Linked DNA regions of Homo sapiens: region 1 is linked to region 2. A link is an interaction called in ENCODE POLR2A ChIA-PET data of the cell type or tissue named here. Cell type or tissue: GM12878. All regions are shown on one strand. Links, peaks and the distances in the headings refer to the core of each region. The heading gives the core; the rest is flanking DNA. Region 1 overlaps ARFGAP3 (ARF GTPase activating protein 3). Region 2 overlaps PACSIN2 (protein kinase C and casein kinase substrate in neurons 2).

Evidence for each region. ChIA-PET counts read pairs that join two places held together with the same protein. Peaks named below come from ENCODE experiments on the same cell type or tissue, not always from the same donor. Only the 100,000 strongest peaks of a DNase experiment are listed, where the experiment ranks them.
Region 1: POLR2A ChIA-PET joins it to region 2 with 14 read pairs; 6 of 35 experiments call an interaction of 5 or more read pairs at or near these places.

Annotation. Positions count from the first base shown.
Region 1 is chr22:42,828,062-42,843,366 of GRCh38, forward strand. ARFGAP3 (ARF GTPase activating protein 3) reads right to left here. Exons shown (of 16, transcript NM_014570.5): 3 at 12,883-12,955; 4 at 7,301-7,432; 5 at 6,181-6,264; 6 at 3,488-3,575. Among named protein-coding and RNA genes, the nearest start is that of ARFGAP3, 22 kb to the right of the region's middle. In GM12878, for the core only: no CTCF peak of the experiment used is centred there; DNase peaks (open chromatin) are centred at 5,250, 6,370 and 6,680; H3K4me3 peaks cover 411 bases; H3K27ac peaks cover 2,529 bases.
Region 2 is chr22:42,918,790-42,934,094 of GRCh38, forward strand. The region is part of intron 1 of PACSIN2 (protein kinase C and casein kinase substrate in neurons 2); the gene reads right to left. Among named protein-coding and RNA genes, the nearest start is that of ARFGAP3, 69 kb to the left of the region's middle. RefSeq lists enhancers at 6,772-7,570, 15,228-15,305 and a silencer at 12,018-12,097. In GM12878, for the core only: no CTCF peak of the experiment used is centred there; DNase peaks (open chromatin) are centred at 4,365 and 10,572; H3K4me3 peaks cover 2,375 bases; H3K27ac peaks cover 4,017 bases.

The DNA of each region.
Region 1 (15,305 bases), core at 3,412-11,411, 91 kb before region 2:
ATCACTTGAGGTCAGGAGTTTGAGACCAGCCTGACCAACATGGTGAAACCCCATATCTACTAAAAAATACAAAGATGAGGGCCAGGTGTGGTGGCTCACGCCTGTAATCCCAGCACTTCGGGAGGCCAAGGGGGACGCATCATGAGGTCAAGAGTTCAAGATCAGCCTGGCCAACATGGTGAAACCCTGTATCTACTAAAAAATACAAAGATGAGGGCCAGGCGCGGTAGCTCACACCTGTAATCCCGGCACTTTGGGAGGCCAAGGGGGACGCATCATGAGGTCAAGAGTTCAAGACCAGCCTGGCCAACATGGTGAAACCCGTCTCTACTAAAAATATAAAAATTAGCCAGGAGTGGTGGCACATGCCTGTAATCCCAGCTACTTGGGAGGCTGAGACAGGAGAATCGCTTGAACCCGGGATGCAGAGGTTGTGGTGACCTGAGATCACACCATTGCACTCCAGCCTGGGCAACAAGAGTGAAACTCTGTCTCAAAAAAAAAAAAATTCTTGTTCTGTGTTAGTTACTGGGGTTTCTGTTAAAACAAACTGTGACATCCGGACTTCAGAGGTTACACATATCTCCTGTGGCTAACCCTCAATCTCAAAGCCCCCGGCCTTTTTTTTTTTTTTTTTTTTCTGAGACAGAGTCCTGTTCTGTTGCCCAGGCGGAGTGTAGTGGTGCGAACTCGGCTCACTGCAACCTCCGCCTCCCAGGTTCAAGGGATTCTCCTGCCTCAGCCTTCTGAGCAGCTGGGATTACAGGCATGCACCACCATGCCTGGCTAATTTTTGTATTTTTAGTAGAGATAGGGTCCTGCAATGTTGGCCAGGCTGGCCTTGAACCCCTGGCCTCTAGTGATCCACCCGCCTCAGCCATCCAAAGTGTTGGGATTATAGGCGTGAGCCACTGTGCCTGGCCTCAAAGCCCTTTTATGCTAATAAATTATAATAGTGAAAATAGTTAAATTATCATCTGTACTTTCACAAAAGATATATAACGCACTGTTCCTGTTTGTTAGGAGATTGTGGGAATTCTTTCTTCTCTTCTCTCTGATTGATAACGGTAAATCAATCAATGGCTCAGGTAGATTTCTCATCTTAAAAAACAATCTCTCTCTGGAAGAGCTCACAGCTCAGCAGAGGGGACACACAGTGGACATGCAAACTAAGAAACGCAGTAATTTCCAGAACTGGTGTTTGCTATGCTATGAGGAAGAAAAAATGTACAAATGCAGTTGTGACTGGGAGTGCTCGTTGGCTGGTCTTAAAGCTGAACCCCAACAAAGAGGCAACCCATGCCAATCAAGGCAGAGCCACACTCCAAGCAAAACAAAAAGCAAACACAGGCAGAAAAACACCCAAGGGCAAATGTGGCTGCAGTATAGTGTAAGGCTAAGAAATCAAAAAACTAAACTCCAGTTAGAGGTGTATAAATGTCTTCTTTGCAGGCATCTACGGTCATATGCCTAAAAAAAGAATGTGGAAAAAAAAAATCACAGGGTGCAAATCATCCACAAAACAACCACATCAGAGTTCTTTGCATAGTAAGGAAACAAGCCGTTTTTGTCTACATATGAATTGCAAATATAAGTTTATCATTTGTCTTCACTTTAAAGTATTTTTTCAAAACAGAAATGTTCTATTTTTATGTCATCAGATTTATTAACCTTTTCCTTTTATGAGATTTGAATATGCCTAGAAGGGCTTCCTCAATTCAGGATAATAAAAAAGGCTTTACCCATGTTTTCTTCTAGGATAATCATATTTTCATGTAAATCTTTGAACTACCTGAATTTAGCCTTGTGTAAAGAGTAAAGAAGAAATTCTACTTTGTTTTATTATTTGTTTCTAAAATGCCAGACACTTGTCCAAATTCCATTCATCAAATAACCCATTGTTACCTAGGATATGCAATGTTCTTATCCTGATTCACTGATATGTCTACGCCTATACCAGCAAAATGAAAAATCAGCATTCTACTGTTTGATGGAAATCTCAGACATTCCCACCCTTATACCTATAACTCAATACAAAGGAAGCGACTCCTTTTCTTTTTCTTCTTATTTTTTTTAGAGTCCGGGTCTCTGTCACCCACGCTGGAGAGTGCAGTGGTGCAATCATAGCTCACTGCAGTCTCAAACTCATAGGCTTAAGAGATCTGCCTGCCTCAGTCTCCCTAGTAGCTGGGATCACAGGCGTGCACAACCTGCCTGGCTATGCGACTCCTTTTCATTACAACATGACTCCACTCTGGGACACAGCTGAGTGCCTCTCTCTCCTAGGACTACTTTCTTGATAAATACCACTTACTCTCCTACCCTCCAGCAAAATCCTTGCCAGAAATTTTCTCAATACCATCACCCAACCCGCGGTTGGTGACTGCTTCATCTTTCCTGTTACGCTATGTTCCTTAGAGTAGTTCAAGGCTCAGTTTATATAAGCCAGCACTTCTTAAGGTATCATAACCCATGAACTCACTGCTTAGTTGTCCAAAGTTACATTTTTGTTGTTAATTTACACTAACATTCTGGCCTAACAAAGGATGCACAACTTTAAAACAGAAAGAGCTGACTACTCATGTCACAAGTGATTTTTAATATGTAAGCAACTGATATATTTACAATAAATGTAATCCTGTAAGAAAGTCACCAAATGTGAATCATTATGTATCAACTATTTTTATAAGTTTTTAAATTGAAATTTTGTTTTTGATGATAAAAGTAACCCATACTCATTATAAAAGTTCAGACACTTCAACACTATATCAAGTGAGAACTAAAAATCCTCAGTAATTTCACTCTCTATTTAACAATTTGCTATGTGCTTTCCAGAACGTTTTTGGTATGTTTTTCTTTTTTTACAAAAATGATTATTATATTCCATGTTCAGTAATATTTTTCCCCCACTTTATAGTCTATTATGAATATTTCTTCCTGTTAAGACAGAAGGGTCGGCCAGGTGTGGTGGCTCACGCCTGTAATCCCAGCACTTTGGGAGGCCAAGGCGGGTGGATCACCTGAGGTCAGGAGTTCGAGATCAGCATGGCCAACATGGTGAAATCATGTTGCAAAAATTAGCCAGATGTGCGGTGCATGTCTGTAATCCCAGCTTCTAGGGAGGCTGAGGCAGGAGAATTGCTTGAACCCAGGAGGCGGAGGTTGCAGTGAGCCGAGATCACACCATCGCACTCCAGCCTCGGCTACAGAGCAAGACTTAGTCTCAAAAAAAAAAAAAAAAAGACAGAAGGGTCTACATTTTAATATTTTTAGGTTTCAGTTTTTTTTTTTTTTGATAGAGATGGGGACTATGTTGCCCACGCTGGTCTCTGACTGCTGGGCTCAGGCGATCCCCCCGCCTCAGCCTCGCAAAGTGCTGGGATTACAGGCATGAGCCACTGTGCCTGGCCCATCTTAATTTTTAATAGTTTCATAGCATGCCACTGAACCATAGAATAGTATTACATGACAGTTCTAAGGACTCCACCTTCATTATTTTCCAAAGTGGTTTCCACAGGCCTTGATGTTAAAGAAGATGGTTCTGCTATTGCTGATGCCCACGCTGTGTCACTCACCTGAAACAAGGCGAGAAAAGTCATTAGCAGACAAAGCAAGAAAACAGCCATAAAAAACACATCAAAGCACGGGAAAAACCTAACAATTTAAACAGCCACATTCTGAGTCCCTGTTAATGGAAAGGAAGGCATATCTACTTTTTTCTTGCTTTCTTTTTTTTTTAGAAACAGGGTCTTGCTCTGTTGCCCAGGCTAGAGTGCAGAAGCACAATCACAGCTCACTGGAGCCTTGACCTCCCAGGCTCAAGCAGTGCTTCCACCTCAGCCTCCTGAGTAGCTGAGATTGCAGGCATGTGCCACCACGCCCAGCTAAAGTTTAAATTTTTTGTAGAGAAGGAGTCTCACTATGCTGCCCAGGCTCGTCTCAAACGCCTGGGCTCAAGCTATCCTCCCACCTCGGCCTCCCAAACTGCTGAGATTACAGGCATGAGCCAACATGCCTGGCCTGTTCTCCTCTTTCTTGATAACCATTTTTGGTAACTATTGACTGTGACAATGCTAATAAGTATGTGCAAATTATAATAGCAAAAAAAAAAAAAAAACCCAAAAAACAAGCTTTAACAACCTGTGTACAACTTTACATAGTTTTAAATTGAAAATTAAGGAATAAGCTGGGCACAGTGGCTCACATCTGTAATCCCAGCATTTTGGGAGGCTGCGGCAGGCAGATCACCTGAGGTCAGGAGTTCGAGACCAGACTGGCCAATATGGTGAAACCCTGTCTCTACTAAAATTACAAAAAAAATTAGCCAGGCGTGGTGGTGTGGGCCTGTAATCCCAACTACTTGGGAGGCTGAGGCAGGAGAATCACCTGAACCTGGGAGGCAGAGGCTGCAGTGAGCCAAGATTGTGCCAGTGCACTCCAACGTGGGTGACAGAAGAGTAAGACTCCATCTCAAAAAAAAAAAAAACGAAAGAAAAAAAGAAAATTAAAGAATAGATTGAGCAAGAGTTCAACAAATCGTGCTCCTTACCCAGTGGGACTGGGAGGAGCTAGAGTAGCTGGCAGAACATATGATGGTCCAAGACAGAGGTAGGCACACGTTACCTTAAAGGGCTAAATAGTAGGCCCGGTGTGGTGGCTCATGCCTATAATCCCAGCACTTTAGGAGGCCGAAGCAGGTGGATCACCTGAGGTCAGGAGTTTGAGACAAGCCTGACCAACATGGCGAAACCCCGTCTCCACTAAAAATACAAAATTAGCCAGGTGTGGTGGCACATGCCTATAATCCCAGCTAGTTGGGAGGCTGAGGCAGGAGAATCGCTTGAACCCGGGAGGTGGATGTTGCAGTGAGCCGAGATCGCGCCATTGCGCTACAGCCTGGGAAACAAGAGGGAAAACTCCGTCTTTAAAAAAAAAAAAAAAGAAAGGAAGAAAGAAAAGAAAGGGCCAAATAGTAAATATTGTCGCCTTTTAGGCTTTACTTTCCCTAGATCTAAGTGATCTGAGGAGAGGCCACAGAAGTACTATGGATTGCTGTCACTGTTGCTATCAGGTCACAAAGATGAAGATAGTGATATTTAGAGCACTTACTGAAGGCTTACTTTGTGCCAGGTACTAAGTACTTTTACCTGCATTAACTCATCCAATAGCTTTGAGATAATACTACATAAACAGCAAAACTGGGGCACTGAGAATGAAACCCCTATTAAAAATGTTTTCATTTTTAGTCAGTTTCAGAGCTCTGAACTGAACTGTGGCACACTACTAGTAATAAATTCTCAGTTCTCCCTAGCAGCTAGATAAGACATGCAACTAAATTCCAGCTCATAGGACATAAGTAGAAGGGATGGGAGCTCCCTCCAGACTTTTTCTGTAAAAGAATAGGGCATCTGTGGTGGGGTATGGTGGCTCACACCTATAATCCCAGAACTTTGGGTGGCCAAGGCGGGGGTATCACCTGAGGTCAGGAGTTCGAGACCAGCCTAGCCAATATGGTGAAACCTCGTCTCTACTACAAATACAAAAATTAGCCAGGTGTGGTGGCGTGCACCTGTTGTCCCAGCTACTCGGGAGGCTGAGGCAAGAGAATCGCTTGAACCCAGGAGGCGGAGATTGCAGTGAGCCAAGATCACACCATTGCACTCCACCCTAGGTGACAAGAGCGAAACTCCATCTCAAAAAAAATATTAGCTGGGTGTGTTGGTGCGCACCTGTAGTCCCAGCTACTCGGGAGGCTGAGGCTGGAGAATCACTTGAACCCAGGGGGCAGAGGTTGTAATGAGCTGAGATCGTGCCACTGCACTCCAGCCTGGGAAACAGAGCCAGATTCAGTCCCCCCAAAAATAAATAAATAGAAGAATAGGGCATTAGCTCTCAAGGATGCTTGTCTTTTTCTCTTAATCTGGGAGAGTCTTAAACTGGAGCAGCTGCTTTAGACCCTGAGATGGAAGCCACATGTTGAGAACAGCAAAGTAAGTCCATCAGTCAATAGCAGATATCCTAACCTTGGAATTGTTGATAATGTCATTTCTCTCTTCAGTAGTTATGTTTCAGCACTTCTTGTTACAAGAGCTTAGCCTACATCCTAACATTTTAAATATGCACCTTTTGTTAACTGTCAGAGTAAGCACACTTTAAAATGATGTGAAGCATAATACATACCTCAGGAGAAACGTGAGAGGCAAAAAAATCTTCCTCCTTTGGTGGAGGGGACAAAGGTGGAACCACACAACTATCAAGCCACAGCTAGAACAAAAAAACAACACAGGGCTGAGCATTTCATCCGGCCTGTAAAGGATTTTATTTGATACCTTTCACTTCCCTTAGAGACCTGTTTCCTAAAGATTGGTGCTTTCCATTCTTATAAAATCAGTAACATCCCTACAGAGGACCTCTGCGTGCACTTTAGTAATCTATCATCCAGTAAATTTTGCTTCCAAACCTTGAGGAAGTCAAGGACCTCAAACACATAAACCATTTCTGAAAAGGAAAGATCAAAGACTTCATATCTAAATGCAGGTTCCAAATGATAATCAATCCTTGTTATTCATGGATTCCATATTTATGAATCTACCTACTTGCTAAAATTTACGTTTAACCCAAAATTAGTCCTCGTGGTGTTTTCAGTCATTTGGAGAATAGTGCAGCAAAAAATGAGTTGCCCAAGAAGCACATTCTCAGCTGAGGTAGAACAAGACACACTACTCTGCCTTCTTGTTTCAGTTCTCATAACAAATGTCCTTTCTGCAGTTTATTTTGTGCTATGTTCTTCATATTCCCATGCTTTTTATTGAGGATGTCATTTTTTAAGATGCCTCTCAAGTGCAGTACTGAAGGGCTATCTAATGTTCTGAAGCACATGAAGGCTGTGATGTGCCTCATGGAGAAAATTCAGGCATTAAATAAGCTTCATTCAGGGCTGAGTTATAGTCCTTGGCTGTGAGTTCAATATTCATGAGCCATCAATATATATTTAAAAAGGTGTCTTTAAATAGAAACACATGTTAAATAAGGTTATGTATTGATCAGTTGATGAAAATGAGACCAGAGCTTATAGGAACCTAATCCTGTATTTCTCCTAGGAGCAATGTTTTAGTATTCACTAATCCAGTACTCATGATGAATTTACAGAACATAACTACTTCAATAGTAAGAATCTACTGTACACTAATTCCTTGTAAGACAACTCAGGTAGAAAAGTTTTACTATTCAGGATAAAAATCACTTTTTCTATGAAGTGAACATGTATCTAAAGGAAACAATCCAGCCTCCAGTGACTTACATCAGTGCCATGCTTCCGTGTTGCTTGAGAGGCGAGCGATTTGATTTTCTCCCTATAGAGCTGAGCAGCACGACTGTTGTACTTGGCATTGGTGTCATTGGTGGAACACCCATGTTGATGAAAAAAGGAAGACTACAGAGAAAAGCATGCACATTAATATTTTCGTAAAACTACGTATGGCCAGGCGCAGTGGCTCATGCCTGTAATCCCAGCACTCTGGGAGGCCGAGGCAGGCAGATCACGAGGTCGGGAGATCAGTACCATCCTGGCTAACACGGTGAAACCTTGCCTTTACTAAAAATACAAAAAATTAGCCAGGCGTGGTGGCGGGCGCCTGTAATCCCAGCTACTTGGGAGGCTGAGGCAGGAGAATGGCGAACCTGGGAGGCGGAGCTTGCAGTGAGCTGAGATCGTGTCACTGCACTCCAGCCTGGGCAACAGAGCAAGACTCCATCTCAAAACAACAACAACAACAAAAACTAGCTATGAGACTTGCATTACAAAATGAAATAACTAGTCCTCATTTGTCCATTAAACCATCTCTGTCATTGTGAACTTTATTTGGGGAAAAGCTTTCTACTCAGGACTACTTTTAATTCACGAGCAATCCATTTCTTTCTTTTTTTTTTTTTTTTTTTTTTGAGAGAGTCTTGCTCTATTACCCAGGCTGCAATGCAGTGGCTCCATCTCGGTTCACTGCAAACTCCACCTCCTGGGCTCAAGTGATCCCACCACCTCAGCCTCCCAAATAGCTGGGACTACAGGTGTGTGCCACCACGCCTGGCTAATTTTTGTATTTTTTGTAGAGATGGGGTCTTGTTATGTTGCTAGTCTTGAACTCCTGAGCTCAAGGAATCCACTTGCCTTGGCCTCACAAAGTGCTGGATTACAGGCGTGAGCCACCGCTCCTGGCCCTTTTCTTTGTTTTTTGAGATGGTCTGACTCTGTCACCTAGGCTGGAGGGTAGTGTGGCATGATCATGGCTCACTGCAGCCTCCAACTCCTGGATTCAAGCAATCCTCTCACCGTGGCTTCCCAAAGTGCTGGGATTAGAAGTGTGAACCACTACACTTCGTCCACAATCAATCTCAAAATGGATTCCAGTAAATCAGAATTTTTGACAAATTAGTGAGGAGCTACATTAATGTTTACCTTGTTTAGCACTATTTTATCATTAACAGATACTACAATATAGGTAAGATGATAAAACAAGTATTTAAACAATTAAAAGAAACTGCTTTTACCCACTTCATGAGGATCCATGTATAGACATGAATTATAGAATTCATATCTTAATTAAAACAGGTCTTCTAAAAACCTATACGAGTGATCCTTTGATGAACCTAATTTAACTGATAATGATATTGGTCACCCACATGTTCCGGATCCTGTTGTGAGTGCTTCATGGGCATCATCTCATTCAACCCTCATAGCAACACTATCAGACAGTCACTACTGCTGTCTACACTTTACAGATGGGGAAAATGAAGCACAGAGAGGTTCAACAACATGCCCCAAGTCACATGGGTAGCAAGGGACAGAGTTAGGATTCAAATACAAAAAGGATGGTTCCAAGCACAGAACTCACAGCTCCACTGGCTAAACCGAATGACCACTCATCTGAGCCTTCCCTCCCCATGTCCCCCAACCCCTGATGGCTTGAGATGAGAAAGCTCCTTTCTGGAGTTTGGAGGGTGACTCTGCAACCTTGGGAAGGCTTAGAAATAAGAACAGGTAAGTCAAACCAACAGTGCTAAGTTTAGGAACAAGTTTGTGAACATCATGATAATGGGCAAAGGTTTCTAAAAAGATGCTTGAGGCTGGGCACAGTGGCTCATGCCTGTAATCCTAGCACTTTGGGAAGCCAAAGCAGGAGGATTGCTTGAGGCCAGGAATTCGAGACCAACCTGGGAACCAAAGTGAGACCACGCCTCTACAAAAAAACAGAAAATCAATAAAAAATTAATAAGAAACACTGGCTGGGCCCGGTGGCTCATGCCTGCAATCCCAGCATTTTGGGTGGCAGAGGTAGGCAGATCACTTGAGCCTAGGAGTTCGAGACCAGCCTGGCAACATGGCAAAACCCTGTCTCTACTAAAAATGTAAAAAACTTGTTGTGCGTGGTGGTACTTGCCTGTAGTCCCAGCTACTTGGGAGGCTGAGTGAGAGAATCACCTGAGCCCAGGAAGTTGAGGCTGCAGTGAGCTATGATTTTGCCACTGCACTCCAGCCTAGGCAATAGGAGTGAGACTCTATCTCAAAAAAAAAAAAAAAAAAACCAAAAAAAAGCCTTGAAACATCTAAGGCATACTTCTTTTTTTTTTTTTTTTTTTTTTGAGACGGTCTTGCTTGATTACCCAGGCTGGAGTGCAGTGGCACGGTGAACACTGCTCACTGTAGCGCCAACCCCCTGGATTCAAGTGATTCTTCTGCCTCAGACTCCCAAGTGGCTAGGACTACAGGCATGCACCACTATGCCTGGCTAATTTAAAATTTTTTTTTTGTAGACTTTGTTGTCCAGGCTGGTCTTGAACTCATGGGCTCAAGTGGTCCTCCTGCCTCGGCCTCCCAAAGTTCTGGGATTACAGGTAGGAGCAACCATGCCTGGCCAGGCATATATTTTTAATTAAGAGGGGCAAAAATTGTTTCTTGAAAAGTGAAAAAAAAATCTTAGTTATTACAATGGTTTATGGCCTTCCAAAGGTCACCTCTACCTGACAAAATTGTATTCCTTAGTATTTAATTTATCTCATTAGGGAAACATTGGATCCAATTTAAATGGAAAATTATCTAATTAATTGATTTTTATGCTTAGGGACAACGAAGAAAAAAGATTGAGAAACTAGCATTTTGGAAACTGCTATTTTAGACCTCTGACTTTAACTATTTAATTGATATATATATACACACACACATATATATATATATATTTTTTTTTTCTTTTTTTTTTTTCTGAGACAGGGTCTTGCTCTGTCACCCAGGCTGGAGTGTAATGGCATGATCACAGCTCAGTGCAGCCTTGAACTCCTGGGCTCAAGTGATCCTCCCACCTCAGCCTCCTGAGTAGCTGAGGCTATAGGCAGGTTCCACTATGCCTTGCTAATTTTTAAGTCTTTTGTACGATGAGGTCTCACTATGTTGCCCAGGCTGGTCTTACACTCCTGGACTCAAGTGATCCTCTCGCCTCAGCCTCCCGAAGTGTTGGGATTCCAGGCACGAGCCACCATGCCTGGCCATAATTTTTATTTGAAATGCATACAAATTTGATTTCTTATACTTTAGCATATAAGAAACGCCTAAAGGAATTCCATTTACTCCATCTACACCATTTTGGCCTGATAAATAGGTTACCAGTGCTGTGCAAGATTTGGCTGGCTAGATTTGTAAGGCTGCCAGTTCAGTGTTTGAGATAATCAAATATACTGAATTTGTAAATAAAGTTTAAAATGTTTGAAAATCCTTAATTAGGCCGGGCGCGGTGGCTCATGCCTGTAATCCCAGCACTCTGGGAGGCTGAGGCGGGCGGATCACAAGGTCAGGTGATCGAGACCATCCTAGCTAACATGGTGAAACCCCGTCTCTACTAAAAATACAAAAAATTAGCTGGGTGTGGTGGCGGGCGCCTGTAGTCCCAGCTACTCGGGAGGCTGAGGCAGAAGAATGGCATGAACCTGGGAGGCAGAGGTTGCAGAGAGCTGAGATTGGGCCACTGCACTCCAGCCTGGGTGACAGAGCAAGATTCCGTCTCAAAAAAAAAAAAAGAAAAAAAAAAAAAAAGAAAATCCTTACTTAGGTTTGTAAATGGGGTTAAGGAAATCAGTTCTTTAAAATTATAAATTAATTGAATATTTTAAGGTTATTTTTTCACAGAACTTAACACACAGTATTTATGTTTGTGTTTAGAAATTAACACACAATATTTGCTATATTTAAAGACATGAAGAATGGGTTTTTTGGTCGGGTGCTGTGGCTCATGCCTGTAATTCCAGCACTTTGAGAGGCCAAGGCAGGCAGATCACTTGAGGTCAGGAGTTTGAGACCAGCTCGGCCAACATGGTGAAACCTCGTCTCTACTAAAAATACCAAAAAATCCAGGCATGGTGACGTGCACCTGTAGTCCCAGCTACTCAGGAGGCTGAGGCAGGAGAATCTCTTGAACCCGGGAGGTGGAGGTTGCAGTGAGCTGAGATGGCGCCACTGCACTCCAGCCTGGGCAACAGAGCCAAACTCTGTCTCAAAAAAAAAAAAAAAAGAATGGGTTTTTTAATTTGTAGATTTAAGAAGTTAAATATTAATTTAAATACAAGCATTCCATCCTAACCACAAAAGTCACCCCAGTTATTAAAAAACTATTATCATAAAGAAGCCTCCAGTTTCTCTGTACCCTCACTTCCTGTTTTAATTTTCTTAAAGCACTTATCACTGCCTGTTATTTTCCTGTGAACATATTTCTTTGATTACTCTCTGACTGCCCCTGTCTATAAGAGGGGATCTTGATTATTTTTATTTATAATAAAATATCCCCTATAAGAGGGGATATTGGTTATTTTAATTTATTATTTTGATAATCTATCAACTCACTCTATCTATCACTGATCTCACTCTATCAACCAGGCTGGAGCACAATGGTGCGATCTCAGCTCACTGCAACCTCTACCTCCCAGGCTCAAGAGATCCTCCCACCTCAGCCTCCCGAGTAGCTGGGACTACAGGTATGCACCACCATGATTTGCTAATTTTTGCATTTTTTGCAGAAACGGAGTTTTGTCATGTTGTCCAGGTCAGTCTTACATTCATGGGCTCAAGGCGATCTGCCTGCCTCAGCCTCCCAAAGTTCTAGGATTACAAGCATGAGCCACCGTGCCCAGCTGGGGATCTTGTTTGTCTTGTCTGTCACTATATCCCCAGCAGCTAGCCAACGCTTCCTGTTTATTAGGTGTTTAACAGATTTTTGAATAAACAAGTCAACTGGGTCTGTCCAACTCCAAAACCCATCAGGCTCTCTGCTTCTTCTCATAGGGCCTCCCAAACTTTCAAGTATTGAACTCTTTTTGTTTGTTTGTTTGTTTTTTTGGGATGGAGTCTCGCTCTGTCACCCAGGCTGGAGTGCAGTGGTGTGATCTCGGCTCACTGCAACCTCTGCCTCCCAGGTTCATGCAACTCTCCCGCCTCAGCCTCCCGAGTAGCTGGGATTACAGGTGTGCACCACCATACCCAGCTAATTTTTGTTATTATTATTTTTTTTTTAGTAGAGATGGGGTTCCACCATGTTGGCCAGGCTGGTCTCGAACTCTTGACCTCAAGTGATCCGCCCGCCTCAGCCTCCCAAAGTGTTGGGATTACAGGCGTGAGACACCACACCTGACTTGTTTGTTTTTTATAAACAGAGGGTCTTGCCATGTTGCCCAGGGTGGTCTTGAACTCCTGGGCTCCAGTGATCCTCCCAAACGCCTGTAATTTCAGCCTCCCAAATGGCTGAGATTACAGGCATGAGCCACTGCACCTAGCCTGAGCTTCTTTACTATTATAGCATAACAAATATTTAAACAAGAAGGAAAATGACGAGTTTGAGATGAACTTACTGCACTAGCGTTTCCTCCGACTTGCATGCATCGCAACTGAAACCATGACCAGTTGGAATCCAACTCTGTAGATCTAAATGGAAAGAATATTACTAACTGTTAATATTTTTTATCCCCAGGAGCAAAATCAGTGAGCTTTTGAGAACAAGGTTTCCTTAGGCTTTAGGATCCTAAAGAATTCTAAGTTTGTGTCAACAAGGACCCACACTTTTGGGATGCTAGGACTCCAGAGTGGATGATGGTTGGCGTGAGCAACCCCTGGCTCCTCTCGTCCTTCCTGGAATGCAGGGCACAGGGACATGACAAGTGTCAGCGGGCTGCTGGAACGACACCAACTCTTTGCCTCCCATCCTTGGTTGGATATGATTTGAAATTTGGTAATGTGTCTCTACTTGAAACAGATGCACTGTTTGGATGTTTTCAGGTCGGTGATCTACTTGTCCAGTTTGATCGCTACCAGAAGCTTGGAGGATGCTCATTCTCTTATCACAAGGTAGAAGAGACCTACCCAACATCACGACCAGCAGAGAGAGGAAAAAACACAAGATTTCATGCTCCTGAAGTGAAAGCTACAAGCACTTCCTGCCCCTTCCACACCTTATGCCTAACTTCTCTCCACTGTAAGATCAAATCTGAAACAAGTAAAGGCAGTGAGTATAGCCTCAACAATGCACATTCCCCAAGGGGTCGACGGTAAAGCAACAATGTTAGAATCTTTATACTGAATCCACAGAAATGAGCAAAAAGCAGAGGTTGTTATTCAGTAATAGCTTGCCCTACACTAACTGTAAAGGAATGTGGATATTTTAGAATGAGTATAGGCAGAATACCTTTTACAAAATGGGCAAGGAAGAAAGAAAAGAAAAGAAGCTTTAGGTCCACCAAAACTTTCCTTTGTGCTGCCCTTATATTTACTAATTTCTTTTTTTTTTTTTTTTGAGACAGGGTCTCACTCCATCACCCAGGAATGGAGTGGTGTGATCACAGCTCATTGCAGCCTCAACCAGGATTGCTCAAGCAATCCTCCTGTCTCAACCTCCCAAGTAGATGGTAGCTACCATGCCGGGCTTTTTTTTTTTTTTTTTTTTTGAGACGGAGTTGCCCCGGCTGGAGTGCAATGGTGCGATCTTGACTCACCGCAACCTCTGCCTCCTGGGTTCAAGTGATTCTCCTGCCTCAGCCTCCTGGGTAGCTGGGATAACAGGCAGGTGTCACTACGCCCGGCTAATTTTTGTATTTTTAGCAGAGACAGGGTTTCTTCATGTTGGTCAGGTTGGTCTCAAACTCCCGACCTTAGGTGATCCACCCACCTTGGCCTCCCAAAGTACTGTGATTACAGGCATGAGCCACCGTGCCTGGCCTTTTTTTTTTTTTTTTTTTTTTAAATAGAGATAGGGTCTTGTTATGTTGCCCAAGATGGTCTAGAACTCCTGGGCTCAGGCAATCCTCCCACCTCAGCCTCTCAGTGTTGGGATTACAGGTGTGAGCCACCATGCCCAGTGAACCATACCTTTTTTTTTTTGAGACACAGCCTCGTTCTGTTGCCCAGGCTAGAGTGCAGTGAGGCGATCTCAGCTCATGGTAATCTCTGCCTTCTGGATTCAAGCAATTCTTGTGCCCCAGCCTCCAGAGGTAGCTGGGATTAGAGGCGTGCGGAACCACACCTGGCTAATTTTCGTAATTTTAGTAGAGACGGGGTTTTGCCATGTTCGCCAGGCTAGTCTCGAACTCCTGGCCTCAAGCAATCCCCTCATCTCAGCCTCCCAAAGTGCATACCATTATTAATCTAGAGTTTTACTTATAGACAATCTCAGTAATTTCCCAGCCGCCCTTTGTTTATAACTTGTTTGATTACCTCTATAAGGTCATAAAAAGCGTTGCCTTTCTACGCCAACATCATAAAAAGGTTCTCCCCAGTGTCCACCGAGCAGGAGCCCAGATTCTGCCCTGGTCATCATCAACATGTTCTAGGGCTCACTATGTGCCAGGCTGTATGGGGCTCTCTTGCTCGCTCCTGCCAACACCCTGTACGGCAGGTCCTAGTATTCTCACCCTCACTTTCAAGAGAAGGAAAGCAAGACATTCAGAGGTAAGGAACACACCCAAGGCCAGGAAAGGACAGCTCAGATTTGCCTCCCCCCGACCCCCCAACCACATCCCCGCTCCTGCATCCTCAGCCTCGGTCCTCACCTCTTCCTGATGCTGTCTCCTGCTCTGCCCAGGCTGAGTCAGCCTCCCCACATGCCTCACCCCTCCAGGGCCTCAGGAGTGAACTTTTAGCTCCCAGTGTGGCAGCTAAAGCGCTCCACAATATGACACAGATCCTCTCCTTTCACCCTTACTTCTCTTTATTTTCCTATGCATACAAAAAGTCGCTACAAAGCATTTCGCTTTTTCCTGCTTTTATATCTGAAGGTCCGAGT
Region 2 (15,305 bases), core at 3,708-11,707:
CACATCCCCAAAGGCGCTGGGCCTGTCAGGAAGTACTACTATAATTTTTTTTTGACACACACATGTCCTTAACCATAAAAATGAATCTGCTTGCAGCACCCTCTCAGCTGAAGAAACACATAAGCTGAGGAGACTGAGAGGCTTCTGAGAGCGATTGTTTCTTCAAAACGAGGTCAGGTAGGGCATGTTTCCTGGCTCTGCTTCATTCATTCTTCCAGGTTGAGCCGACTACAACGACCTTTACCATACCTGTGCACACGTATGGGACAAGCTGCTCTTTAATGCCAAACAGTGCTGGAGCCTTTGGAAATCAATTTATTAATGCAAAAAATATGTAAAATGTGTATTTAATAATTAATTGGGGGCTTCTCATCTGGAAGGTAAAGTTCCTGGGAAGAGAGTGTGATATTGAGTCGAAAATGAGTCTCAGCTCCACCTCTGTAATTCAGCTATTTGTCCCCTCTGAGAGCCACTGTCCTTGTCTGTAAGGCAGTACAACATGGGCTCTCATTACCTCCCAGGGTATTAAGAGGCTCGGGGCGACAGCTGTGAAAGAATTTTGAGAAAGTGCAAAGTGACAGACAAATGAGTCATCCCTGGTCTTTCCAAGGACAGGGACTCATCTGGCACTTCTTTTGCACATTTCAGACTGTCTGGCACCCAGTGGTTGACTGATTATTTCTTCCTAAAGAAACTGAACTCAGGCTGGGCGTGGTGGCTCACGCCTGTAATTCCAGCACTTCGGGAGGCTGAGGCAGGCAGATCATGAGGTCAGGAGTTTAAGACCAGCCTGGCCAACATGGTGAAACTGTGTCTCTACTAAAAATACAAAAATTAGCTGGGTGTGGTAGCATGCGCCTGTAATCTCAGCTACTCAGGAGGCTGAGGCAGGAGAATCACTTGAACCCGGGAAGTGGAGGTTGTAGTGAGCCGAGATTGCACCACTGTACTCCAGCCTGGGTGACAGAGCAAGAACCTGTCTCAAAAAAAAAAAAAAAAAAAAAAAAAGAAAGAAAGAAAGAAAAAGAAAAAGAAACTGAGCTCAGCCAGGCACGGTGGTTCACGCCTGGAAATCTCAACACTTTGAAAGGCCAAAGCAGGTGGATCACTTGAGGCCACCCTGGGCAACACAGTGAGACCACCATCTCTAAAAAAAAAAAAAAGAAAAATTAGCCAGGGGTGGTGGTACACACCTGTAGTCCCAGCTACTCAAGAAGCTGAGGTGGGAGGATCACTTGAGCCCAGGAGCTGGAGGCTGCAGTGAGCTACGATCATACTGCTGCACTCCAGGCTGGGTGACAGAGTGAGACCTGGTCTCTAAAAGAACTTTAAAAATTAAAAATAAGAAAGAATCTAAAAAAGAAAAAAAGAAACTGAGCTCCAATACCGGAATTCAATGCTGAATGAGTTCTGTGAACTCTGAACAAGGGCTACACGTGAGGGAGACTGTTCCTGCACACACTCCAGACCTGAACTCACTCTCACGGGCTACCCTGGGTGCCATGCAAGATGAATCAGAAGCATGCCATCCGAATTCCAACAAGTGATTTTGAAATAAACTTTTAGAATGGGGTGGTGTGTGCTGAGTTATTCTGGATTCTTTCCCATCACAATGGCAAAAACATGTAAGAAAATATGTTTCCCATGTAGTTCCTCTGAATTTATTTCTTTTCCAAAATAATGACATTACAGCATGGCTATTTTAGTGTCACTTTTTGGAAAGAAACAAATTCAAGGGAGGCAAACATACCTCCTTCTCCTTCCTCCCAAAGGCCTGCTGAATTAAGAGGTGGAAGCTGTAACAACGCAGAAACAAGGCCGCACCGCCCATGGTGGAGGACGTGCTGGAAGAGAGCAGCCAGGTGTGCACCAGGAGAAGAAAACCACCTAAAAACGCCAGTGCTGGAGACAGGCCTTGGCAGGGTAGGAACGCCAAGCTCAGGGTTGAGAAATGCAAAGTTGTGAGTGGCAGGGGTGAGGGTCAATTATCATGAATTATCACACTTTTTTTTTTTTTTTTTTTTTTTTTTTGAGACAGGGTCTCGGTCTGCCGCCCAGGCTGAAGTGCAGTGGTGTGATCACAGCTCACTGCAGCCTCAACCTCCTCAGCTCAAGTGATCCTCCCACCTCGGCCTCCCCAGTAGCTAGAACCACAGGCATGCGCCCAGCTAATTTTTGTATTTTCCAGTAGAGACGGGGTTTCGTCGTATTGCCCAAGCTGGTCTTGAACTCTTGGGCTCAAGTGATCCACTGTGCCTGCTCCAGGGTCATTTTTAAAAATGTATTTGGGCCAGGTGCAGTGGCTCACGCCTGTAATCCCAGCACTTTGGGAGGCCGAGAAGGGCAGATCATGAGGTCAGGAGATAGAGACCATCTTGGCTAACACGGTGAAACCCTGTCTCTACTAAAAATACAAAAAGTTAGCCAGGCGTGGTGGCACACGCCTGTAGTTCTAGCTGCTCGGGAGGCTGAGCCAGGAGAATCATTTGAACCCAGGAGGTGGAGGCTGCAGTGAGCCGAGATTGTGTCACTGTCGCCCACCCTGGGCGACAGTGTGAGACTCCGTCTCAAAAAAGAAAAAAGAAAAAAAAAAAAAAAGCTGCATTTGGAGCCAAGCCATCAAGTACAGATGACTTTCAGGGAAACCCACCTGGGGCATTGCCCAGACTCTTACAGAGATGTGGCCACTCTCCCATTTAGGGGAAGGGCCAAGAGGGAACCAGCTCAGCTTCCTATGCCATCAGCCCTACCCTTTCATAAAGTTCAAACTGAAATCAGGGGAAAACAAATACTTGAGGGAACAAGAGAGAAATTCTAATGAAATCTGATGAGAATTCTTGGAGAGACTCAAGGGTTATGTACCCATAAAACACAAACAGGCTGCTATGAAAAGGGAGCAATCAGGAGCCAGAAAATAGCTTTTCTAACTTTTGGAAACTTCATTTAGAAGCTTTTTTTTTTTTTTAGACAGAATCTTGCTTTGTCATTGCCCAGGCTGGAGTGCAGTGGCGCGATCTCAGCTCACTGCAACCTCCGTCTCCCGGGTTCAGGCGATTCTCCTGCCTCAGCCTCCCGAGTAGCTGGGATTACAGGCGCTCACCACCATGCCAGGCTAATTTTTGTATTTTTAGTAGAGACGGGGTTTCGCCATGTTGGCCAGGCTGGTCTCGAACTCCTGAACTCAGGTGATCCACCTGCCTCAGCCTCCCAAAGTGCTGGGATTACAGGTGTGAGCCACCCAACCCTTTTGTTCTAAGGGGCACTTCTCAGGAATCTGGGAATCCGGGAATGACTGAGGTATTGAAAACAGTTCCAGATCTCAGATTCCAGTGACTTCTGCCAGCAATGTATGTAAGTACAGTGAGTCAGAGCCATTCCTTAGATGGTGTGCAGAGTCTCAGAGGTTAACAGAGGTTGCTAAGGTGACCGTGGCACAGGCTGGAAGCTGGCATAACCTCCTTCCTCCCCTTTGGGCTTGATAACAGATATCAGGTAAACAAATGATGTATTCACAAGGACATCCAGCTCCCCCTTAACACCCTTAATTTATTCCACAACCAGACAAAAGAACAGGTCATTTTTTAGGCCAAAAGGCTATTTTCATAAAGCAAGAACATTCTGAGTAAAAAGACCATGTTGCTCATCTCTCCTGAAAGCTGGCCTCGGGAGAAAGCCCCCGATACCCCGCTCTAATCCTCTAACTGCAGAGGTAGGCAGAGGTGGACATCCTCGCTGCCACGGCCCGAGCACACCTGGCTGGCTGGGTTCTGGCCGCTCCACAGGCCTTGCACTGAGCACAGGCTGACCTGCAGCTCGTTTCCTCTTCACTATCTGGGGGGAGATTCTTCAGTGGTTGGGAAATAACGATTTATTCTAAGCCAATGTTTGGGCCCAAGGTGAGAGGGCCCTTTGATAAGGGACATATTTACCATGTGAACATCTACCATGTGCCAGGCACTCTTCTAAGCTGGGGGAGGGGCAGTGGACAAGGCAGACTGGGTCCCTGCCCTCCTGGGGCTGACATCCTACTAGGGCAGATTGGCACACAGCAAAGTAAAAACAGCTATATGGTGTGAAAAGCACCAGGACACAGAGAAGTAGGGCACTCTAAAAGACCTGGGGGTGGGGCGGGCTTACTGAGATAGAATGCGAGCTCTCTGAGGACTGCAGGAAGATGGGCAGTGGGCATGAGAAGGACAGGGGAGGGGTCTTTCCGGCAGAGGCAGAGGGAGTGAGTGTTGTGGCTGTCCCAGCACCCAACAAAGCGGAAGCTCACATGCTTCTGTGGGGCAGGGTGCACTTTAGAAAGGACTAATCTGGCATCATAGATAAGCTGCATGGTAACTCAGAGTTTTGTACCCATGCTACTGGTTTTAAAAATGAGAACATATTCATTTCATAATTGGCCGCAGAACTGTAGCTGTATGCACTGTTGCATGTCTTCTCAATGCATGATATATTTAACAATCCGACTTCAGTCTATTCTCAACACGGTGACCCTCTCAAAATGCAAGGCAGACCACATTGCTGGTCTTAAGTCCCTTGTGCAGAGTAAAAGCCCAGGTCCTCCTGGCCCGCAGGCCCGCATCTGCTCACCTCCACTAAGCTACTTCATCTTCAACTATTTCTCCTTCTTCTTCTTTTTTTTATTTTTTTGAGACAGAGTTTCACTCTGTTGCCCAGGCTGGAGTGCAGTGGCGTGATCTCGGCTCACTGTAAGCTCCGCCTCCCGGGTTCACGCCATTCTCCTGCCTCAGCCTCCCGAGTAGCTGGGACTACAGGCGCCCGCCACCATGCCTGGCTAATTTTTTGTATTTTTAGTAGAGACGGGGTTTCACCGTGTCAGCCAGGATGGTCTCGATCTCCTGACCTCGTGATCCGCCCGCCTCGGCCTCCCAAAGTGCTGGCATTACAGGCGTGAGCCACTGCGCCCGGCCTCAACTATTTCCTCTAAAAATTTATCCTGACTGGGCATGGTGGTTCATGCCTGTAATCCTAGCACTTTGAGAAGCTGAGGCGGGAGGTCTGCTTGAAGCCAGGAATTCAAGACCAGCCTAGGCAAGATGGTGAGATCCCATCTCTAAAATAAATTAAAAAATAAAATTAGCCAGGTGTGGTAGTGCACGCCTGTACTCCCAGCTACTCAGGGGGCTGAGGCAGGGGAACTGCTTGAGCCCAGGAATTTGAGGCAGCAGTGAGTTACGATTGTGCCACTGCACTTCAATCTGGGTGACAAAGCGAGACCTGGTCTCTTTAAAAAAAAAAAAAAAAAATCCTGGAGAATACCCGACTTTGTTTCATGAATGGCCCCATACTAGAAGGAAGGGAGGTTCCCACAAGACCCCCAGGCCCCAGCTTTAGGGAGCGGGGGAGGTCCATGAGCACCTCCTGGACCGGCCTTGCCTCCAAAAAGCCAAGGACATGACCAGACCCCCTGCATCTCTCCACTGTCAGTGCCACTATCACCTCTCCTTTGTGTGGCTGCAGTCTTCTTCCCTCTAACAGAGCTCCCAGCTTCCCACAGTAACTCAGTGTTTTGTATCTGTGCTACTGTTTTTAAAAATTAGAACATATTAATTTCATACTTGTACATACAACTGTAGCTGTATGCACTGCTGCATGCTTTCTCAATGCATGATATATTTAACAATCTGACTTCAGTCCACTCTGAACAGTGTGACCCTCTCAAAATGCAAGGCAGACCACATTGCTGCTCTTAAGCCCCCCATGCAGAGTAAAAGCCCAGGTCCTCCCAGCCCGCATCTGCTCACCTCCACCGAGCTACTTTGTCCTCAGACCCTGCTCTCCAACCCGCCACCACTGCTGTCCACCCTACACCAAGCTCCACTTGGCTCCTCCGCTGGTCTGGGCACTGCCAGGCACAGTGAATGTGCTCGTCTCCTCCCTGAAATGGTCTCCCTCCTGCCCCACAGGCCTGTATCAGCCCCCACCCCAGTGAGGTTTTTTTTCTTTTTTTTTTTTTTCGACACAGTGTCTAGCTCTGTCGCCCAGGCTGAAGCGCAGTGGCACGATCTCAGATCACTGCAAGCTCTGCCTCCCGGGTACACGCCATTCTCCTGCCTCAGCCTCCCAAGTAGCTGGGACTACAGGTGCCTGCCACTACGCCCAGCTAATTTTTTATATTTTTGGTAGAGACGGGGTTTCACCTGTGTTAGCCAGGATGATCTCGATCTCCTGACCTCGTGATCGGCCCAAAGTGCTGGGATCACAGGCGTGAGCCACTGCGTCCGGCCCCAGTGAGAACTTTTCTAACCCTGCCCCAGCCCCCTCAGACCCCCTCCCTGCTTTATTTTTCTCTCCCAAGCACTTACCACCTCCTAACGAGCTACATAATTTACTTAAATGTTTTATTTCTTGTCTGTCTGACCCTCTAGAAAGTCAGCTCTAGGGCCGGGGCGGTGGCTCACGTCTGTAATCCCAGCACTTTGGGCGGCCGAGGCTGGCGGATCACTTGAGGTCAGGAGTTTAAGACCAGCCTGGCCAACATGGTGAAACCCCATTTCTACTAAAAATACAAAAATTAGCTGTGTGTGGTGGCGCATGCCTGTAGTTCCAGCTACTTGGGAAGCTGAGGCAGGAGAATCACTTGAACCTGGCAGGCAGAGGTTGCAGTGAGCCAAGATCACGCCATAGCACTCCAGCCTGGGCGACAGAGCAAGACTCCGTCTTTAAAAAAAAAAAAAAAAAGTATCAGCTCTAGGAGGGCAGGGACAAATGTCAGCTGTGATCACTGCTACAGCCCCAGCATCCAGTGTCAAACACAAAGCAGTTGCTTTGTAAATTGCTGGATGAATTCAGGACAAGAAAAGTTGAAGAGCCTGGGTAATTTTGATTTATGGAGACTGAGGATTCAAAGATGGAAAATAATGAGAGCATTTATGTGAAGGTGCTATAACTCTAATGGTTAGAATTCTTTCGTAAACACTACTGCACATGTTAATCTAAACCACACATGGGTTTAGCAACCACGGTTGGGGGCTGTGTGGTTCTACCCTGCCTGTCTACCACCGGCCTCACGGGAGGCCCTCCTGCTGCCTGACAACCCAGCTGCGGCCCATGGGTCCCTGGGCCCTCTATGTCACCAGCCTTGGCTCAGCTCGGGCTATTCATGTATGTCCAGTCAGTCTCCTGGAAGAATGGGGTCTCTTGCTTGTCTCTACCACCCAGGTCACCCCCTATAAGCCAGTGGGCGCTCAGGAAGTAAGGCCCACATTAAGATAGTGCTTTGCACCATTAGCAAAGCTGGGATGTTTTTTAAGAGCTCAACTACCTGGCACAACTCATTTTGTTTCCAGTGATTTCATCTGGAAAAGTGAACATTCCTCAAAGGAAGAGATAAGAGATCAGCAAATAAAGTGACTTATATCTCTCTGGAACATGGTGTAGTACATTTGATTCAACAACGGGAAACAGCTTGCGCATTGCAAGATGCTTGGGCTTAAAGGCTGGCCCCTCCCTCAAGGGAATCACACTGAGGCCTAGAGCTCAGCAGGTCCTAGGCCCTCCAGAAGCACCCATCGGCCTGGGCAGGGTGGGGCAGAACACACTCAAAGGTGCTTCCAGAGATTAAAAAAACAGCCAGCATCTCCAGGCAGACACAACTCATTGTTGCTATAGAAACCATCACCGAAAACCAGAGGATTTCAAACCACCTCATGGCACAGAACTATCCACTGCAAACTGAAGAAAAACAGTGGGAGGAAGGGGAATCTTAGGAACTCCACGAGGACACAGAATCACTTCAAAGAAACACAGCACAGACTCTCCAATATCTCTGTTAAGAAGAAAAGAGAAAAAGAGAGGGGGGAAAACACATCTTGTTTCACTCAACATGACAGACCAAGCCCTCTTCTTCCCACAGGAAAAAAAAAAAAATCATTCTGGAGCTGAGTGCACCTGTGGTCCCAGCTCCTCAGGAGGCTGAGGTGGGAGGACTGCTTGAGCCTAGGAGTTCAAGGCTGCAGTGAGCTATGATCACGCCTGTGAATAGCCACTGCACTCCTGCCTCGGCAACATAGAGAGACCCTATCTCTTAAAAAAAAAAAAATGCTTGGAGGAGGTTAAGGAAAAACAAACAACAGAGCAACCTCAGTGCAGTTCTTCTGCTTACCACACCTGGCTGGGCTCCTCGGCAGCTCTGAAGCTCACGATTCCTGTTCAGGAGAACCTCTGGCTCTCCTCTTTCCAGCCTCCCCACACTGCCAAGCCCATGATGATTTTAAGTCCAAATGTTGGCTAGCACAGAGCTGTCAAGGCCAACAGGGGCTCCTCATGGCCAGTTCTGTCCCACCAGCCTCCGCTCTCCTCATTTAGCCCTTGCTTCTCCCATCATCTATGGACTGACTTCACTGTCCTTGCAGCCAACAAGCCATCCTGTGTTCTGCTTTCCTCAGCTGCATAAGCAGCATTTCTCCCTGTTGTCTGGGTATCTTCCAGTTACTTTTTTTTTTTTTGAGACAGAGTCTCGCTCTGTTGCCCAGACTGGAGCACAGTGGCACGATCTTAGCTAACTGCAACCTCTGCCCCCGAGTTCAAGCAACTTTCATGTCTCAGCTTCCCGAGTAGCTGGGACGACAGGTGCCCGCCACCATGCCCAGCTAATTTTTAAAAATATTTTTAGTAGAGACAGGGTTTCGCCATGTTGGCCAGGCTGGTCTCAAACTTCTGGCCTCAAGTGATCCACCCATCTTGGCCTCCCAAAGTGCTGGGATTACAGGCGTGAGCCACCACGCCTGGCCCCAGTCTTTTATTTATTTATTTATTTAGTTATTTAGTTATTTAGTTAGTTATTTTTGAGACTGAGTTTTGCTCTTCTTGCCCAAGTTGGAGTGCAATGGCGTGATCTTGGCTCACTGCAACCTCTGCCTCCCAGGTTCAAGCGATTCTCCTGCCTCAGCCTCCCGAGTAGCTGGGATTAGAAGCATGCACCACCACGTCTGGCTAATTTTGTATTTTTAGTAGAGATGGGGTTTCGCCATGTTGGTCAGGCTGGTCTCGAATTCCAGACCTCAGGTGATCCGCCTGCCTCAGCCTCCCAAAGTGCTACAATTACAGGCGTGAGCCACCGTGCCCGGCCTCAGTCATTTTTAATGGCTGTAAAACGTCATGTCATGGTCCCATACTCCACTGAGCCGAGCCCTCATGTCCAGATGTTTGGGTTTCCAGGTAGTCCTCAGGCGGAGCCCAGGTTGGGGATGTCATGGCACATGCAGCTTCCACTTCTGTCCCACTGTTTCCCTGAGGCTCTCTGGCTCACACATTCCAAAGAGAGTTGAAGAACCTCTGGATACAGTTTAAAGAGCAAGATTTCAATCTGACATCCTCAATCTACACTTAAGGGGCAAACCATAAACCCTTGAGAAAGGACGGGAACACACCCGGAGAGGCATAGGAGGAAAATGGCCCAAAGAAACACCTTGGCTAAAAAATGTCGCTGCCTCTGAAGTCCTTAAAGTGATTCACTGTCTCTTCACGTGCTGAATCTGAGAGTGCTGTAGGCGATGAAATATCACCTGCCATCTTACACATGCATCAGAAATGGACAGAAGGAGGAAAGAAAAGAAGGTGTTCACATAAAACAAGACTTCAGTTGCTGTGGAGGCAGGTGAGCCTCACATAGCTTCTAATTTCATGCATCAGAGTACAGAAATCAGGTTGGTTTTGTTTTTATTTTTAAGAAACTTCAAATACATAAGCCTCATTTGTGAAATTTTAGATGTGAAACTCCTTTAATATGTAAGTTGTCAGAGTGTTTCACTGGGCCTGATGGACTGATGCTCATTAAACTCAGTAGATGGTGTTAATGTCTGAAGACAATGAAGTACACCCCAAAATAGTGGTGGAGGCACTTGTAGGTAATCAGGCTGGTGAAGGGAATCACTGGGTATACCCTACCTGGAACACCAAATTTAAGGAAAAATACACACAAATACATATACCTCTAAACAAACAAAATCAATAAAGCTACACTGAACATAATTTCATTTTTGATAATTCTGAAGTCATTTTTTACACTTACAAAGAGCTCTCAGTGCCAAAATTTAGAAGCCTCATCCCAAATTTGCCATTAAACAGCAATGGGACATTGGGCAAGTCCCTTATCTTCTCAGCATCCAACTACTTTCACATGAAAAGAAGAGAGTGGGATTCAACAAGCTCTTAGAGTTCTCTGAGTTTAAAATGTTTTAAGACAGCCTCCTATAAGCAGGAGATTATGGAAGAATAAACGTGAATTAAAGCCGAGTAATTATAAGAGTGTGTATGTGCAGTGAGCATGGCTGCAAAGATCCTCCCTACTTCATCAGATCCAGGCCTGACGGCCGCCCTGTGCAACTATACTCACCAGGACCCCAATGTCCGGGCTTGAGCTCATTATCAGGGTCTCACTGTGAAACAAGCCACAGTCAGCATAAAGAAAGTCCATGCTTCCCAAGCACGTCCACATCACATAAATTACTTACAATGTTGGTAACACAAGGTCTCATCTATGCTACAAGTCCTGCCCACATACAGAGGCTAAAATTTAAAGGGAAAGTCAACAGCAATTAATATTTGTATCTTGCAAAACCAGTAAAAAGTGCTCTGACTCTGGGTCCCAGGACTTCTCATTGAAGATGCTGTCAATAGCTTCTGAGAACTGAAACACAGTGACAGCACTGGGCTCAGTGGATTGTGAAATGTTCAGTGGGAGTGGCGTGCCTACGAATGGCTTGATCCTGCTTCCAAAGTACAGGCAAAAGAATGAGTATCTCAGAACTCCAAAACGATCCTGTCTGGTTTCTTTCCAGGTTCTTTTGTTCACCTTTTAGAATGGATGTCATACTAATCACACAGCTGGGGACATCTTTCCAATTGTGTGACGTCTGCTCCAGAATGATGGTCTACTTCAACTCGGACAAGGCAGGAGAGTGACCCGCCACCCGGGGCTCCAAACAGAGCCCTGCCCTTTCAGGTCTTCGTACCTCCCTTCACAGTATCCTTCTCCCTCAAACAGCCTCCCAGATGAGTGTCAAGATACTAATTATTCTTTAAGATCAAGATCAGATGCCACCTCTTTCATAAAGACTTCCTTTATTCCCAAATGTCAGCTCTGCTGCCTGGCCTGCCTGCCTGTGTTCCTCTCACACAGGGCTCCTTCCAATCAACCTCAGATGGAGGGCGGTCATCCAGGCATCTGTCTCTCCCAAGAGACCTAAGATCCTTGAGGGCAGGAACCACATGGAGTTTATTTTTGTGTCCCAATCCTAGCACAAAGTTCGCCGTGTTAAATATGAATGCCATGCTTTTCTCATCGCGAACCATGAGGTGACTTGGGAACAGAGCCATGCACAAAACGAGACAGAGGAAGTCTAGGTCTCTGACAGTGTGGTGTGCCCACCAGCCATGCCACCTCTGGACTCTGCAGATGAGAGGAATAAACTTCTCTTTAAGCCACTATTATTTTGAGGGTCTCTGTGACATGCAGCCTAACTCACACACTTTCCTGCTACCTGTGCTCTCTGCCCCAATTCCACAGCCACAACATGCAGCAGCACCAGGACCTCTGGGTTTGGGCCCTGGACACACTCAGCACCTTTGTCTCAGCTCTCAGACCTTCTCTGGACCCTCCTGTCCTCGTGTCTCACGCAGAGCCTAGCACAGATGAGGCACCCACTCAATCCTGACCCAAGAAGTACATGGATACCCACGTTCACACCACATAAACAAGGGAAAAAGTTATTCAATAAACTAATTTTGAAAATGATTGTCTTTTAAATTAATCAAAATGTTTCTAAAATGCATTTGGAAGTATGAAAGTAGGTCATTTTGAAATAACAAAAGGCACGCTCATAAAAAGCAAAAATACCTCCATGGTTTTGGTTATCCAATTTCTCAATCTGGTTTGGGTCAGTGGGAAAGTTTAAGAATTAAAAAATGAAAGTTTTTGACAGTTCAAGTTCAAAAGTAAATTTATAGATGAAGAAACAGAGGCATAAGAGTGTTTAAATAACGTGCCCAAGTCACACAACTAGTAAGGGGCAGAGCTTGGATTCAAACCCAGACCAGGTGCTCCAGAGCCTCCCTGAGCCACCAGGCTGTGCTGCCTCCTGCATGAGACACAGGCAACAAAAGACACCAAGGAAAGGCAGAGGTGAGTCACGTGTGCGTGACTCTGAAGAGTGACAGGCTGGATGCTAAGGGAGGCAGCATGCCAACCCGAGTCCAACAAGAGTAGAATGTTGACAGGAATTCTTTCATTCACTCATTCATTCGCTCAGTGTTCACTGCATGCCTATTCCAGACGCCTGCCTGCTCAAACAGCTCAAGGTGTTGAGGGAGGCAGACACCTAACTCACACCTGCCTTGTTCACAGTTGTATCCCACGGCTGGGCACAGCACCTGGCTTACACGAGGCAATGATATGTGAGAAGCAGCAATGAATGAATCCCAGCCTTGCTGCAAACCAGCTGGGTAACCAGGGGCACGTTACTTAACCTTCCTGAACCTTAGTTTCCTCATCCAGAAAACAAAACTAACACTGCCTACCACTCCTTGGGATTGTTGGAGGACTGAAGTAGCTGCTTTCCACCCAGGGAAGTGAGGAAATGGCTTCCAAGCCAGCGACACCAAGGTGAACCTTGGATGGGAATGGGGCAGGTGCAGAGTGGGAGAGGCAGGAGGTGTCCGAGACAGAAGAGACCTTAGGTGATGGGAAGGTAGTGGAGGAACACAGTCAGCGTCAATGGAACCAGCCAGGGTTCAGAGGGCTCCACAAAGCCGATGGCTGCCCTGAAACAGGAACAGCGAGGAAGGAAGGAGGAACTGGTATATTTCTACACAGAAATCCCCATGTGGTTTAAACTTGATGAGTTTCTCATAATGTGTAATCTTCCAGCTGCTGGCTAGGCTGAGAACTATTTCACACACTATTAATAGTTACATTTTTTAATTTAACAGAGCCATGCAGAGATCACGTTGTTATTATTATGGTTAACAACCAGGGTATATTCACTTACACAATCCCTCTCTTCCAAAACAGCCCAGAAAATGTCACAAAACCCCCAATTGTAAGGAACACAGGTGGTATTAATAACCCTAAATTTTCAAAGCTAAAATGAAAACGTTTAATGTTTTCCCATGGAAACTCAACGTTAAAGAGAACAGAAAACCTATCCTCACTTCCAGTTTCTAGCCTCTTCAGGGCAATATTTGTAAATACTCAAATCATGTCACTTCCCTTCTCTAAACCATCACATCACTTCAACCCTAACTCCTCCGCTGTACTGCAAATCCCGTCATGACCCGGCCCCTGCCTGCCCTTCCACCCATTCCCCAACTACTCTCCCTTACCTGCTGGCCCTTCTCTGTCCCAGCACAGGATCTTCTCTCTGTTTCTTCAACATAATAAGCTCATCCCTGCCTCAGAGCCTTTGCACATGCTGTTCCCTCTGCCAGGAATGTTCTTCCCTGAGACAAGCGTATGGCCGGCTCCCCCTCACACCATTTGGGGCATCCCTTAGAGAATCTAGCCACACCTCCCACCACCACCAACTCTAGCCTGTTACCTTCTAACTCTTTTTATATTTCCTCAAAGCACATACCACTACCTCAGTTTTTACCTGTGTACAGTCTGCTTTCCCCTCTAGACAGTGAATTCCAGAAGCGTATCTCACATATGACAACAGGTCCTTTCTAACATTTGTTGAAACTGACAGCGACACACTTGGGGATCTTTACAAGTGAAATGGTGGGACAGTAAAGTGTTGACTTGATAAAAGGATATCAAATAAGACCTTTAGGATAATGTACTATTGGTATCAATTTTACTCACGAAGACCATATACTGACATATCTTGGATTACACAGGAGAGAAAAAAGATTAGTTACTCGGATTATTAACTACAAATGTTTATTGAGCTGAGAGCAAAACAATTTTTTGATGATTCTTACAAAGTCAATTCTAAAAAAAAAAAAAAGGAAAAAGCCAATTCTTCCACAATGGCCAGCTTGTAGAGCCACTAAGTCAGAAGCACTTCCCACCTGGAGCCTCCTGGGCAGCCCCCAGGACACCCCCCTGTCCACATGCCACTAGAAGTCCACACTTTCCACACTTTTATTTTGCTTTTGATCTTCAAAAAGGGGTCCTCTCTGAATCAGAGGAACCAACTGTGTTAGGAGACGAAATGTCCAATCAGTTACGCAGCACTTTAAATTCTCAAGTATCAAGAGTTGCTGTATCATTGAATCAGCATTTATATTTACAGTAGAATTTGAAAACACCTGGCAAAGCCAAGTTCCCATAATTAAGTCCAAAGCACATATTCAGAACCTAGTCTATTATTATCTTTATGTGTCAGAGGAAAACCTTGTTATCCCTGAAAAGTTGAGGTCTAAGACTTTAAGAAATTGGAAACAAACTATCTCTATGGTTCCATATACCTCCCCAACTTTCCTTAAATCCTGAACAACTCTTTAAGAAATATATATTTCTCAAAGCAATGAGATGTAGAAAGGTACCTCTCTGAATAATCCTGCATGCCTGGAGGGCGGGCAAAGCCGACTTCACCAGTGACTGCCAAGCCCAGCATTGTTTTTCTCTGGACTGCAGATTCTCAAAACAAGAGACCTGCCCAAAGTGGAAGCCTCAATTCAAGTCCAAAAATAAATGACAAAATAAATAAGAGCAACAGAACACACCCATGTTCATGTTTGAGGGGACCAAAGAACCAAGGGTGGTCTGTTAGATGTCTAGACCAAAATGTATAACACCAACTCCTCCCAAGCAAAAGCAGCAGCCTGTCCGTCCTATACTCTCAACCGTGGCGCCTAAAGGGGAAGTGGCTCCACACAGATGACATAGGTCCACCCACTCAAACCCCAACGGGGCCCTCACAGCCCCCGCACCCTGCACCGTCCTTCACAGAACCAGACCCTCTTTCTTCCCAGCATCTGCAAGTGGCAGAACAACGGACTTTTCCCATTTGGAGAAAAATGCTATTGCAGCTGGAGAAACATTCTTGGAAGTTATGAATAAGATATTCTGATTGTAAGGAATTGTAAATGTGATGCTGAAGTGTGTGAAAGTATGAACAAGCAGACGAGGAAATATTATGGCGCCATGGTAACAGAAACTATGGAAGAAACTCCAGTTCACAGAACTGTTTAAAAATAAACCGGATACTCAAATACCAGTGAAAAGCTACAATGACTCACACTGTTCTCCTCAAATACTTACAAGAACAGCCAGTTCTTTAACACACTTGTCTTCCAGGCTTTTTCCCCATTGGAGAAATGTGAGACAAAGA